Linked DNA regions of Homo sapiens: region 2 is linked to region 1. The links are chromatin contacts, found by Hi-C or POLR2A ChIA-PET in ENCODE. All regions are on one chromosome and are shown on one strand. Each heading gives the region's core, a stretch centred on a gene start or an enhancer-like site at or near the end of the contact. The rest is flanking DNA. Distances are from core to core; before and after follow the strand shown. Region 1 overlaps SMAD3-DT (SMAD3 divergent transcript). Region 2 overlaps SMAD3 (SMAD family member 3).

What was found. A loop is a pair of places that touch in the nucleus more often than their neighbours do. ChIA-PET counts read pairs that join two places held with the same protein, here RNA polymerase II (POLR2A). Pooled maps may share reads with other maps.
Region 2: a loop to region 1 is called in a pooled map, with 7 times the contacts of the local background. The contact joins two enhancer-like sites. A Hi-C loop is called at or near these places in 1 of 168 maps with a recorded cell type or tissue (CD4-positive, alpha-beta memory T cell) and 7 of 50 pooled maps. POLR2A ChIA-PET finds 5 or more read pairs at or near these places in 7 of 52 experiments (GM12878, H1, IMR-90 and 3 more).

The regions. Positions count from the first base shown.
Region 1 is chr15:67,022,108-67,028,481 of GRCh38, reverse strand. All of the region lies in intron 2 of SMAD3-DT (SMAD3 divergent transcript), which reads left to right. Among named protein-coding and RNA genes, the nearest start is that of SMAD3-DT, 39 kb to the left of the region's middle. RefSeq lists an enhancer at 2,517-2,811. Within about 2 kb of position 3,966, at least 29 of the 41 ENCODE cell types and tissues checked have a DNase peak (open chromatin) inside an H3K27ac peak, as active enhancers do; they include Panc1, where a contact is called at or near this core.
Region 2 is chr15:67,172,888-67,179,261 of GRCh38, reverse strand. All of the region lies in intron 5 of SMAD3 (SMAD family member 3), which reads right to left. Among named protein-coding and RNA genes, the nearest start is that of SMAD3-AS1, 29 kb to the right of the region's middle. RefSeq lists an enhancer at 3,160-3,209. Within about 2 kb of position 3,366, at least 26 of the 41 ENCODE cell types and tissues checked have a DNase peak (open chromatin) inside an H3K27ac peak, as active enhancers do; they include Panc1, where a contact is called at or near this core.

The DNA.
Region 1 (6,374 bases), core at 2,717-5,216:
ATAGAACGATTTATATTCCTTTGGGAATATACCTAGAAATGGGATTGCTGGGTCAAATGGTAGTTCTATTTTTAGTTATTTGAGAAATCTCCAGACTGCTTTCCACTGAAAGCAGCTAAACTAATTTACATTCCCACTTTCAGTGCATAAGAGTTCACTTTTCTCTGCAATCTTGCCAGCATCTGCTATTTTTTGATGTTGTAGTAATAGCCATTCTGAAAATGTCTATTTTTAAAGTTGAAGAAACTGAGGCACGGATAGATTAAGTGACTTGCCCCAGCTATGCTAGGACACAAATGGTAGGTATCAAATACAGGAAATGAAGGCTCTAGGGGCTGCTCACTTGACCACTATTGCAGAATGATATGAGTGACACATAATGACACACTCCCCAAAACAGGAGAGTGGAGAGAGATGAGCCATCATTTCTGCTGGGGGTGTGGGAGGAGACAGAGAAAGTTTTAAACAGAAGGTGAAAACTACCCTAGTCCTGGAAAGATAGTGAATGCGGCTAAGCTTGAAATGAGGTTAGAACGTCATCCTAGATGGTTGCATAACAATGCACATGTAGTTAATGTCATAAAACTGCATACTTAAAAAGGGTCAAAATGGTAAAAGTCATTATTTATTTATTTATTTATTTATTTTGAGATGGAGTTTCGCTCTGTCGCCCAGGCTGGAGTGCAGTGGTGCAATCTCAGCTCACTGCAAGCTCCACCTCCCGGGTTCACACCATTCTCCTGCCTCAGCCTCCTGAGTGACTGGGACTACAGGCACCCACCACCATGCCCGGCTAATTTTCATATTTGTAGTAGATACAGGGTTTCACCATGTTAGCCAGGATGGTCTCAATCTCCTGACCTCGTGATCTGCCCGCCTCAGCCTCCCAAAGTGCTCCTGCGCCTGGTTGGGTAATAAGTCATTTTTAAAAAAATTGTTTAATGAAAAAAAAATTAACTTACATTTTTCTTAAAAGTAACAATTTAATGATATGTATTTTCTGTGAACATTCAAGAAATAGAAATCACCAAGAAAAAAATAAATAAAATAATTTGTTATTCTGCCATTCAGATCTAAACAATGTTATTTTGGTGCTTAAATCTTCAGAGGTTTTTTCATATATTCACTTCAAATATTATTTACCAACAATGGAAGTTTATTTATTTATTTATGTTTGTTTGTTTTTTTTGAGACATAGTCTCACTCTGTGGCCCAGGCTGGAGTGCAATGGCGTGATCTCTGCTCACTGCAACCTCTGCCTCCCAGGTTCAAGCAATTTTCCTGCCTTAGTCTCTCGAGTAGCTGGGATTACAGGTGCCTACCATCATGCCCAGCTAATTTTTATATTTTTAGTAGAGACAGGGTTTCGCCGTGTTGGCCAGGCTGGTCTCGAACTCCTGGCCGCAAGCAATCTGCCTGCCTCGGCCTCCCAAACTGCTGGGATTACAGACGTGAGCCACTGTGCCCAGCCTGTATTTGTATATATGCAGTTTTGTAACTTACTTCTTCCACTTACAAAATGATAAATTTTCCATGTCATTAAGTTTAAAAAAAGAAAAAAAAAAGGGCAAGTCATATCAGGTAGGAGGACTGGCATGAGCAAAGGCATAGAGGTACGATAATGCAAAGGAATTCTGGAAAAAGTGAGGCGCCCAGAGCAGCTGGAGCACAAATTGCAAGGAAGAATGTAGTGGGAAGTGTCAACCCTGACAGTGGCCAAAACAAAAAGGGAAACACAGAAAGGACAAGAGTTCTGTTTATTACAAAGGAGTTAAGAAAGAGCACATGTTGGCCAGGCGCGGTGGATCACACATTAATCCCAACACTTTGGGAGGCTGAGGTGGGCAGATCACCTGAGGTCAGGAGTTCAAGACCAGCCTTGCCAACATGGGGAAACACCACCTCTACCAAAATATACAAAAATTAGCTGGGCGTGGTGACGTGTGCCTGTAGTCCCAGCTACTGGGGAGGCTGAGGGGGAGGATTGTTTGAACCCGAGAGGTGGAGATTACAGTGAGCTGAGATTGTGCCACTACACTCCAGCCTGGGCAACAGAGTAAGACCCTGTCTCAAAAAAAAAAAAAAAATACATGCTCTAAAGCCTGACTCCCAGAACGTGAGCCCTTGCTCTGCCAGTTACTAGCTATGTTGCTTTGGCAAATGAGTTAACCTCTTTATCATTCAGTTCCTCTATTTGTAAAACAGGAACAATCATAGTGCCTACTTCATAGGGTTGTTGTGAGAATTAAATGAGCTAATAATGTAAAGCACTTAGAGACTGGCATGTTGTAAACTCTGAATGAAAGTTATAAATTATTTTTATCAATGTTTTTTCCTGGCTGAATTCTAAGTTGAATTTATCTTGAGCATCTGTATGCAAAGAGCTCTGAGTAACATAAGGGATAGTTTTCTCAATAAATGTGATAGTAACCGTGGCTGCATTCTCAGTAAGGCTGTGTCTTAACGTCTCCTGGAAGGAAGCCAAGGTCAGAAAGGGGCTCTGTGAGAGAGCTAGTGCTCATGTCCAGGCCCAGGGCTTCCTAACTGCCTGGCATGTGCCAGGAGGGTGTGTGCAAAAGGCCAGGAAAGGAAGGACTTTCACTCCCTTCCCGCTTGCCCTCTCTCTCCCTGGTCAGGCCATCCTTTCAGCCTGGCTGTCGGCCTGAGCCATTTCCTGTTTCCTGAACATTTATCTTCTGCACATTCATGCTTTTTTCTCATATTGTCCCCCGGCCTGGAATACCTCTTTCTTCCAGAATCCTACTGGCAAACTTCTCCTTGTCTTTCAAAACTCACTTCAAGAATAACCATTCCTTCCTCTGGCATTCCCAGACTCTCCAAGTTCTCCTCTGCTTGGAGGACTCTGTACCTCCCTCTCTTCTGTGATGTGTGATGGTGATAATGGTGATGAAGATAATGGTGATGGTAGCAATGAAAATAGTGGCAGCTTACCCTGACAGACCACTTACCAGGCACTAGGGTAAGTGCTTTGCAAGCACTGTTCCAATTAATTTTTACAGCAATCCTATAAGGAATTGCTATTTGTATACTAATTTTATAGAAAAGGAAACAGGAGCATAGAATGAGTGGTTAAAGAACTTGCTCAAGCCACACAGCTGAGAGTAAAAGAACTAGGATTTGTACACAGAGAGTCTGTTTTCAGAACTAGCACCCACAACCGTTATGCCTAGCTGCTTCCCTGTGTTATTTTTACTGTTTCTACTGTTAGGATTATTACTGCTTGATGATGGGTTTCTCTCCTTTGTCCTTACATTCTCAGGACCTGGCACCAGGCCTGACACCCAGCAGGCACAGAAGAAATACTTGCCACTATTCAGTCTGGCAGTTCGGTTCAGTTAAAACGAGTCAAGGCTCATTTCAAAGACCTCTTCTTCCATGCTGGCCCTCCTGATCACCCTGAGCAGATTTGAGGACTCCTTTCATGAGCCCCTGTGGCTTTGCTCTTCTCATTTAACTCTCACCCAATTTCATGAGGTGGGCATTGTTCCCACTTTATAGACAGAAAAACTGAGGTTCAGACCTGGTAAGGGTTCGTGGTGGGGTTTGACTCCATTCATTCTTCCCTTCACACTTTCCTTTTAGTGTCTCCCCTATCCTTGTATTTGCCACTCCCAAATCCTTAGCACAGAGCCTGGAGCACAGTAGGCCTGCATTAAATGTCTGCTAAATTGAAATGAACTGAATTAGGGTGTGGGTGGCCCAAGAAAAATGTGCCACGACTCAGGCATTTCAAGCAAAATGCATAGTTTCAAAACCCAAGCATGGAGGAGCCTGCTATTTTTGGATGGCCTTGCACAAATGTTGTGTGGGCTTCCTTTTTGCTACTAAATGTCATTGCATTACTTTCCTAGTTTCATTCTCCTGCCTGGGCTGGGGAGGATTATGCAAGCGGAGCCTGGGAATGAGTCATCTTTCCCTCAGCTGCCAAACTGTCCACGATTGCCATGATATGGTACAATCTTTTTTCTGCCTCAAGCTATTTGTGGGTGGTTTTGTTTAACTTTTACAGTCTTTCTTTCTTTCCTTCTAATTTTGCTTATCCTTGTCTTTTTCTTTGAGATGGGCCATAGGGTACTGACGGCCTTTAAAACTCTGGCCCCTCTGTGTCTGCAAGCACAAATCCATCTACCTGCTATGTAATCCACGTGGGGAAGAAAGCCCTTCTGGTGATGACATTGTGAGGTGCTGACCCATAAGGAAAGTGGGACAATCTTTCTAGGGTGGATGGAGGTTCCCTTCCACTGGGCCAGCTGCCACCACCCCTCCCCCAAGCCTGCTGGGAAATTCTGGGAAGCCCAGAATTGGGCTTCCACACCCCACACTACAGCCATGCCCTTCACACTCCTACCTGGGTCTGTTTCCTGGATTTGTTGAGGCTGGTCTCTTCACTTCCAGTATGACCCTGTGGCCTTAGCCAGGGCAGCTCTGGGGCCAGCCCCCCGCCCCCACAGGAGGAGCCAGGCTGACCCAGCTGAGGGCTACACAGGAGGGAAAGGCCCAGTGCCCAAGGGGATGACAGGTGTGTGACAACGTGTGTGCTGCAGGCATAGTGCTGGGTGCCAGTAGAAAGAGTGACTTGCTCTCCAGCTGTGTAAGTGCTTCTAGCCTCAGGCTGATCGATCAGTGAACCAGGCCAAGGTTGGAGCTGTAGGTGAAACCAGTGGATCCACATGTGAGGGCTGCGGGAGGTGGAAACAGGGGCCGGTGCTGGGACCTTCCTAGATGAATAGCAGCTACAAGCAATGGCCAACCCATTGCTCAAATGGAGGCCTGTTGGGCACTCGGGACCTGAGTTCAGCAGGAATCATTGAGAGCATCTTGATAGTCTCTCATAACACTCACCATGTGTGCCATACTTGATAAATTTCCAGAGCACTTTCCATACATGCCCTCAAATGATGCTGGACAACAGGTGCCCAGCAATCCAGGTTCGAGAAGAGTCAGCCCTGCCTGCTCCTTTCCCAGCTCCAAGGCTCTGGTCTCCCCTTCGCAAGCAGGAGAAGAGTTGAGAACATTTGGAAACCACATGCAGGAGCACCGAGAGTCCTGGATTAGAAGGGAGAGGAGTTGGCCAGGCGTGGTGGCTCACCCCTGTAATCCCAGCACTTTCGGAGTCCGAGGCGGGCGGATCATGAGATCAAGAGATCGAGACTATCCTGGCCAACATGGTGAAACCCCGTCTCTACTAAAAATGCAAATATTAGCCAGGCGTGGTGGCGCACGCCTGTAGTCCCAGCTACTCAGAAGGCTGAGGCAGGAGAATCGCTTGAACCCGGGAAGCGGAGGTTGCAGTAAGCCGAGATCACGCCACTGCACTCTGCAGAGCGAGGCTCCATCTCAAAATAAATAAATAAGTAAAGGAGAGAAGTTCTGGCAGCTCATGCTGTGTGCCTATGGGAAACTCTCCTAACCCTTCTGAACCTCAGTTTCCCTGCCTTTAAAATGGTGGTAATAATATAATTGAGAAATGAGCTAACAGTGATTCATAAAACATTTGGTGTCACTCTTCCACATAAAACCCTCCAGTGACTTTCCATTTCAGTTGGAGAAAAACCCAAAGGGCTTGCAGCAGCCTGTGAAGTCCTGCATGATCTACCTCTACCCCCACTTCTCCTCTGATCTGATGTCATCCCTGGTCTTCCAAATACACCAGCATCATGCCCACCTCAGGGCCTTTGCACTGACTGTTTGCTTTGCCTTGGGCACTCTTTTCCCAGGTGTCAGTACAGCACCTCTCACCTCCCAGGTCTTCACTGAAACATCAGCTTTGAGTGAGGCTTTCCAAGAACTCTCTGAAATGGCAACACCTCTTCCCCACACACCCTGCCCCCTCCACTACTTAATTTTTCTCTATGGCTCTTAACACCCTCACAGAGTATATATCTTACTTACTTTATTTATTATCTGTCTCACTCCACTAAAATATTAGCTCCATGAGGGCAGGACTTTTTCTGTTTTGTTCTCTACTGTAACTCCAGTGCCTAGAATAGTGCCTGGAAACACATAGTAGATGCTCAATAAATATTCTCTGAATGAATGAAGTAGTAAATGAACAAAGGGGTCTTCAGTACTATTATTCTAGAGTGGAAGTAGCCAGCCCCCGTCCCAGCAACCTAACCCCATTAAGGCCAAGGTCCTGGGGTCTTCTGTGTGCCACAAGCTCCCAGGGAAACTTGCAACCTCTTCCATCTCACAGCTATTCTTTTTATTTTATTTATTTATTTATTTAGAGATGGAGTCTCTCTCTGTCGCCCAGGCTGCAGTGCAGTGGCGCGATCTCGGCTCACTGCATGCAACCTTTGCCTCCCACGTTCAAGTGGTTCTCCTGCCTTAGCCTCCCAAGTAGCTGGGAT
Region 2 (6,374 bases), core at 2,117-4,616, 150 kb before region 1:
AGTTGAAAACCATTGCCCTAGATATTTAACTGGATCATGGGGCACAAGCTATAAAGCCATCCTCCAGACAGACTGGAGGTCAATCTTGGCTCAGGCACAGACTAGACATGCAACTGCGAGCAAACCAGCTACACTCTGTGGGCCTCATCCTCTTTACTCTCGGCGCTGTTTCTGGACAGACAGAGATAACTCATGTGAGGTGCAGGGCGCGCATCAAACACTCAGCACATGGTGTTAACAACAATGATAATAGCCCGATTCTGTGAACTTGAAAATAGCCTGGTCCTATCTTGATCACCATCAAGATGGAGAGGCAAAGCATTCTTGTCGTTTTCTCTCTTCCTGGGGTGGAGCAAAGGAAGATAAGGATGAAGGCATCAAAAGTACTTAATGGGGAAGGGAGGAATGACAGGGCCAGGAGCAGCTGCGGCTTGTGCCCTGGCCCCTGAGGTGAGGCTGAGCCACGTCAGCCACGTCTGGCTCTGGCTTTGCTTGATGCTTCAACATTCCAATGAGATAAGCTATATTCTAAACAATGTGGTCACTAAAATGTGAGCTATGTTGATTTGGAAACTTAAAAAAAAAAAATCCAAGTGCAACCCAAGCATTCAGAGTGGTCAAGCAATGTATCAGTGCTGCTGGCCACCACTGCCCAAGCGCAGGCTCTGCTGATCCTGCTGTGTGACCTTGGGGACATGACCTCCTTCTGTAACCTCAGTTTTGTAGTCCGTACAATCACTGTGGTACACTAGAAGACAATAAAGCTACAATAAAGCTGACCACCTAGATCATTCTCTGGCACGGGTCAGCTTGAACATATAGCTTTGACTGGCCCTGACTTACTCAGCAATGTGTAGAACAGAACAGGGTCCTCACCCCAAAATCATAAAGCCCTGCCCAGCATTCTCTGGGTTTAGTCCAGGCAGAAGAGAAAGAGCTAGGCTCCCAGGAACGGCAACCCAGCCCACCATTCAAAAAAAGAAAAAGCTGGCAGGCCACCCATTGTGTCGCATGGTGCTAGAACCATGCTCTGGGGAAGGGTGGGCTTCAAGGACCCTCAGAATCAAAGACAGGCCTGGGGTCATAGGCCGAGAGGCCCTCCCAAGCAGATCTGAGCCCTTATCCAAACAGCCCTGCAACTCACAGACACACACCGGACAGTGTTGTGGAAAACCCCGGACACTAGGAACCTGACACATCATTAAGAAGATGCTTGTTTGAGGGAGCAGTGAAATCAGGCCAGTGGCAAAGTCTGCAGGCTGCCATTTCAGAGAGTGCTGTTTGGACAAGCTGCCCTGTGTTCAGAAGCGGGACTGAGCCAGAGCAGCACCCCAGCCATGCGCTTTCTATTCTCTGCAAACAACTAAAAGCCAGCCGTGATTTCCCTCCTTTCTAGGTCCCTCCCGCCCACCATGCCTCAGCTGCTTCCTCCCAGAACTTGTGCAAGAGGAGTGGCAGACCAGAAAGTATGGTCACCACCTGTGGGTTCTGCCTTCAATGGCACATTTTTCCTTAACAAAAAAAAAAACAAAAAAACAGACCATATGCAGTGGTTCATACCTGTAATCCCAAGCACTTTGGGAGGCCAAGGCAGGCAGATCACTTGAGGTCAGGATTTCGAGACCAGCCTGGCCAACCTGGCGAAACCCCGTCTCTACTAAAAATACAAAAATTAGCTGGGTGTGGTGACGGGTGCCTGTAATCCCAGCTACTCTGGAGGCTGAGGCAGGAGAATCACTTGAACCCAGGAGGCAGAGGTTGCAGTGAGCCAAGATCACGCCACTGCACTCCAGCCTGGGGGATAGAGCAAGACTCTGCCACACACCAAAAAAAAAAAAACCCAAAACACTAAATATGCCCTCATTTCTTTCCCAAAGTACTTATCCTTACCCTGGTTAGTACCAGAGAAACAAAAAGGACTCTGGAAAGAAGGCGGCTATAAATGGGATAACCATGAGGTTATAGTTACTGCAAAAGCATCCAGTTTGGCTCTGAGCTTCCTAGTAGACAAGACAAAAAGGGAACATGACATGGTCTATGGCTCTGGTTGGTGGATGGGCAATGCTTACTAGTTCCTCAGGGAAAACAAAGTTTGTCCTGGCATTAAATCTTAAAAGAAATCTCTCAGGGGGAGGTGGCAACCCCTCCCCTGACCAATCAATCAACTGATCAAGCAAGCAAGCAAATTAAGATCTGGTTTCAAGGATTTACCAACAAATGCAGAAGCAGTTCTATAGAAGGCTCCTCTAGGAGAATGACTACGGGGGGTAAGGTGACACACCCCATTGAAGAGCAGTTTCACCTCTAGGCTGAGCATTTTGCACAGCTGGGGTGGTAGACGATGGCACGTGCCCACGGCCTTCCCTTCAAACAGCCCTGCTCCTGGCCAGATTTCTGAGTCTGTGCTAATCTCTCCTCCCAGTGCAGAGGTGTTGGAGACGCAGGAACCTCCAGCTCCAGCCTTTGTGGATCCCCCTCCCCCACCAGTGTGGTGTCGGCCAGACTTCTCAAGTGCCATAGGGCACTTAATCCATGGCTGGCCCCCTGCCAGCCTAACGCATTGGCTGGCCTCAGTTTTCAGTCCTGTTCCAAGCTGGCACAGACGTTCCATTATGTTTAAGAAAAAGAAAACAGAATAAAACCCAGAAGGCAACACTTGGATTAAGGGATGCCTATTAAAAACATGTGCAAGAGATTCAAATCCCGTAAAGGAAGAGGTGGGGAGGCAAGGGGGGAAATTAACTTTCTCCTATAAATCGAAAGCAAGGAACGGGCAAAGGCCAGGAGCACTGCTGCTGCAAGACGAAAGGTCAAAACAGAAATGGGCTGGTTTCTGCTGGGCCCACCTCACCTGCGGAAGGCAGCTCTTCCTCAATCTAGGAGATTCCACACTCCAGTTCCCATGTTCCTCATCCACCACTTCTCAGTCCTGCCTGGGTCCTCTGCCTGGACTGCCCATCCCCCTCCTCTGCAGGGACTCGATCTTTAAGGCCCAGCTCACACGGCTGTGAAACACTCCCTCACTGCCTCAGTGCAGAATTAACCTTGTGTCCCAGAAACTGTGTACCTGAGTCTCCTATGCTAGAGGATGAGGTCTCTGTGAGCCCACGCCAGCTGTGTCCCAGCACCCAGGGTACTAATTCCAACCTATGTATCTGCGGACTAAAATACCAAACCAAGCTGCACAGAGACCCCCATGCCCTTTTAGCTTATGACCAGCATACTGCAACCAGGAACAGTGGCAAAGTCTAAAAACCGGGCCCTCAGGAGTATGAAGACAGAGCCGACAGCTGACTTCCTGTCATTATGTTGCCTGCCTGTGATTTCACAAGTGTGGGGAAGACCCTGCCTGTGATTTCACAAGTGTGGGGAAGACCGGAGCCAGAGGCTGCATTGTAAAAGAGCCTTGGGCAGCAGCATGAAGATGCCTGGAACTGGGTTGGGCCTCTGCCCTGGGCCGCCGTCCACACTCAGGGCTGGTGGTCTTCGGGCCGCCCTGCCACCACACCTGTGCTCACACATGGGCACAGGGGCTCATGAAGCAGAGGGGAAGCCGGGCCTGTCAGCGTGGAGTCTCACCCAGAATCCTAACCCTGACTCACGGGGCAACTTGCCCCCGATTCACACCTTCCCAGCAGAGGTGCAACTAGGCCAGTGCAAAGTGGCACCCTGGGGGGAGGGTCCTCCCTTTGGAAGAAATAACCTAAGAATTCTCAACTCTCAGGCAAGGTGCCTGAGGAAGCGTCAGTAGGGAGGGAGAACTATGTCAACAGGAGATGCTGCCTTGGGTCCAAGCTCAAGAAACATCCCATCATCCTAGTCTACACAATCTAGAGGGCAATTCACAGCAAACGACCACCTTTCAGTCTGAAGCACTGCATCCGGCATCAGCCACCTCCAAGCTGCCCTATCCCTCTCACTCCAAGCTGCCCCATCCCTGCCTCTCACTCCTGCCACTGGCACTCTGGAAGCCATCACCTCCTTTAACTCCAGCTCAACTGCTCCCTCAGGGCTCTCCCTGGTACATTATTTTCCTCAGTCATGGCTCCGCCCTAATCATCTCACTTTAAAGCAGGGAACAACTTACTCACCAGGCAGAAGCCAGCTCACTACCTTTTTCCTCTCTCCACCTGCCTCCTCCTTCCCCTCCATTTACCCCAATCCTTCCGCCTTAAATGCCTAGGAAATTCCCGGTGACTCACCCAGCACGCTGTGTAATAACAGGAACATCACCTGCTCATATCTCCTGCCCTGCAAACAACGGTCCCAGGTCCCAGGGTCTCCGAGAGCCTGCCTGGGGCAGGATGCTGAGCCAGGTCTCAACCAGGAGTCCCTGCCCCTTACCAGAAGTGGCTTTGCTGGGGCAAGGAGGCTCAACCTTCCCCAGACCTGAGCCCTGGGGCTAACACCTGGAGTGGGGAGGAAATGAAAGGAGAAACCAGATGTCCTCTGCTTTCTTTCTTTTTGTACAGTAATTTCATAATAATCTCTTTAAAGGAAATAATCAGATGTCCTGAGATGTCCCCATTTTTTCCTAGGAAGAGCTCCCTGTGTGCTTGCCTCCATCCTAGGGTTTGGGACGCACTGACTGTGAGTCAGCACAAAGGCTGCGCTGCTGGGTGCCTCCACCTCCCCACCTGGTACTTGCCCTTCAGTGCACTGCTGACTGACTGCAGCCCCTCCCCTCCTACACACTGCTCCCTAAAAGCTCCCCCTTGAAACCCTGATGCCAAATCCAAGGCCTCTTCTTAAATCTCATTTTGCATCTCTGCAGGGCCCGCTTGTAGCCACTGTCCTTCAGGGCTTGCCTCCCCTCTGAGCTGCTGTGACCCCATCATCCCCCTGACCTCAGCCTTCTCCAAGGAACCCCCACCACCCGAGCGCATCTCTGGCTGTCTTTCCATCTTGAGCTGGGTCGGCCTCTCCACTAAATCCATCCACTGGCATGACTTCAGCCAAACTTCATCGGTGTTTCCAGAGTCAGATCTATGGATGGGTAATGGGGCGGTAAGACAGAAGTACAGGAACAGTGATCAGTGCATGGGAGGAAGGCTGGGTCAGACAGGCCTCCTTCTGCAGGCTCCTCAGAGCGTGGCCATGTGAGTCCCTCCTGAGTGGGGGCTGGAGGAGAGGCCACAATACAGGCTTTCCACACTCATTCAACCACCAAACCCCTTCTCTCAGGCCCCGCTATGGGAAAGGCTGCCACATGTGTTCATGGTTTCCAAATCTGCGCCTCCAGCGCCAGCCGCTTTCCTGACTTTCCAACTGCTTCCTGGACATAGTTAAGCACAGGCAACCCACCACCATCTTTCACCCCCAACCCATTCCACTTCCTGGGTGTCCAGCCTCGATGGGGGCATCACCATCATCCCACTTAACGCTGGTCAACAAACCCTGCTCATTCAGGCCCATGATTCCCTCTCAAATGCATTCTCCCAGCTCTGCTACCATTTCTCGAAAGCATTTATCTCAGCCTCCTCCAGAGGAAGAGCTGTCTAAGTGGGTTTTTGTTTTGTTTTGTTTTGTTTTGCCTCCAGTAATTTCCCCTAGAATTTAGATTCCACACAGTGGCCAGATTAATCTTTATGAAGCTGTCATCAGAAAACCTCCCCAATCAAAACCCACAAACAACTTTATTCTATAGGCAAGAGGGCGCTAAGCAGACACTCAGGGGTCTTTTCCCAGTGCCCCACCTGCCATTTCAGCCTCCTTTTCCCACCTTGTCCCTCTTGAGACAACAACCAACCACCATGCCAGCTGTCCTCAGACCACATAATGCCCTTGGACCTGCAATGTCCTTCCATCCTTCTCTGCCTCACAGGGTCCCATCTGTCCTTCAAGGGCCCGCTCACACATGGCACAACCTCTCCCATGTCTCCCCACTCCATCCACACTTTCCTCCTTGGCATATACTATTCCTCCCTCTTCTGGACTTTCTCCCTGGGCACCTGGCACAACGCATTACAGGTGGACATGGACACCTCCAGCTGCCCCCCTCCCCGCCCCCAGGCTGCAAATGTGTAGTGCTCTCCCAGCTCTGGCCCCCAGCATCAGTACATAGTGGGAACTCAGCCAATGTTGACTGAGCGCATGGATACAGAGGAGACGCCTGGCCAGCCTGGAATCCCATCGCTCCATCCCTCGAACCCTCAGAGTACTTCATCTGCACCTCCTTCTTGTTTTAGAATCATTTTTGGTCCTGCCTTATTGATCCCAACAAGGCCGTAGCCCCTCGATGGCTATGTCTGTGGTCCCTCTTCCAATCCCCCACCTGAACGGCAGGCAGACAAGAAGTATCTGGGAATGAGGGAGTGAGGAAGAGGCATACAAGCAGGCAGGGCTTCCCCCCGGGAGCCACAGCCACAGACTTT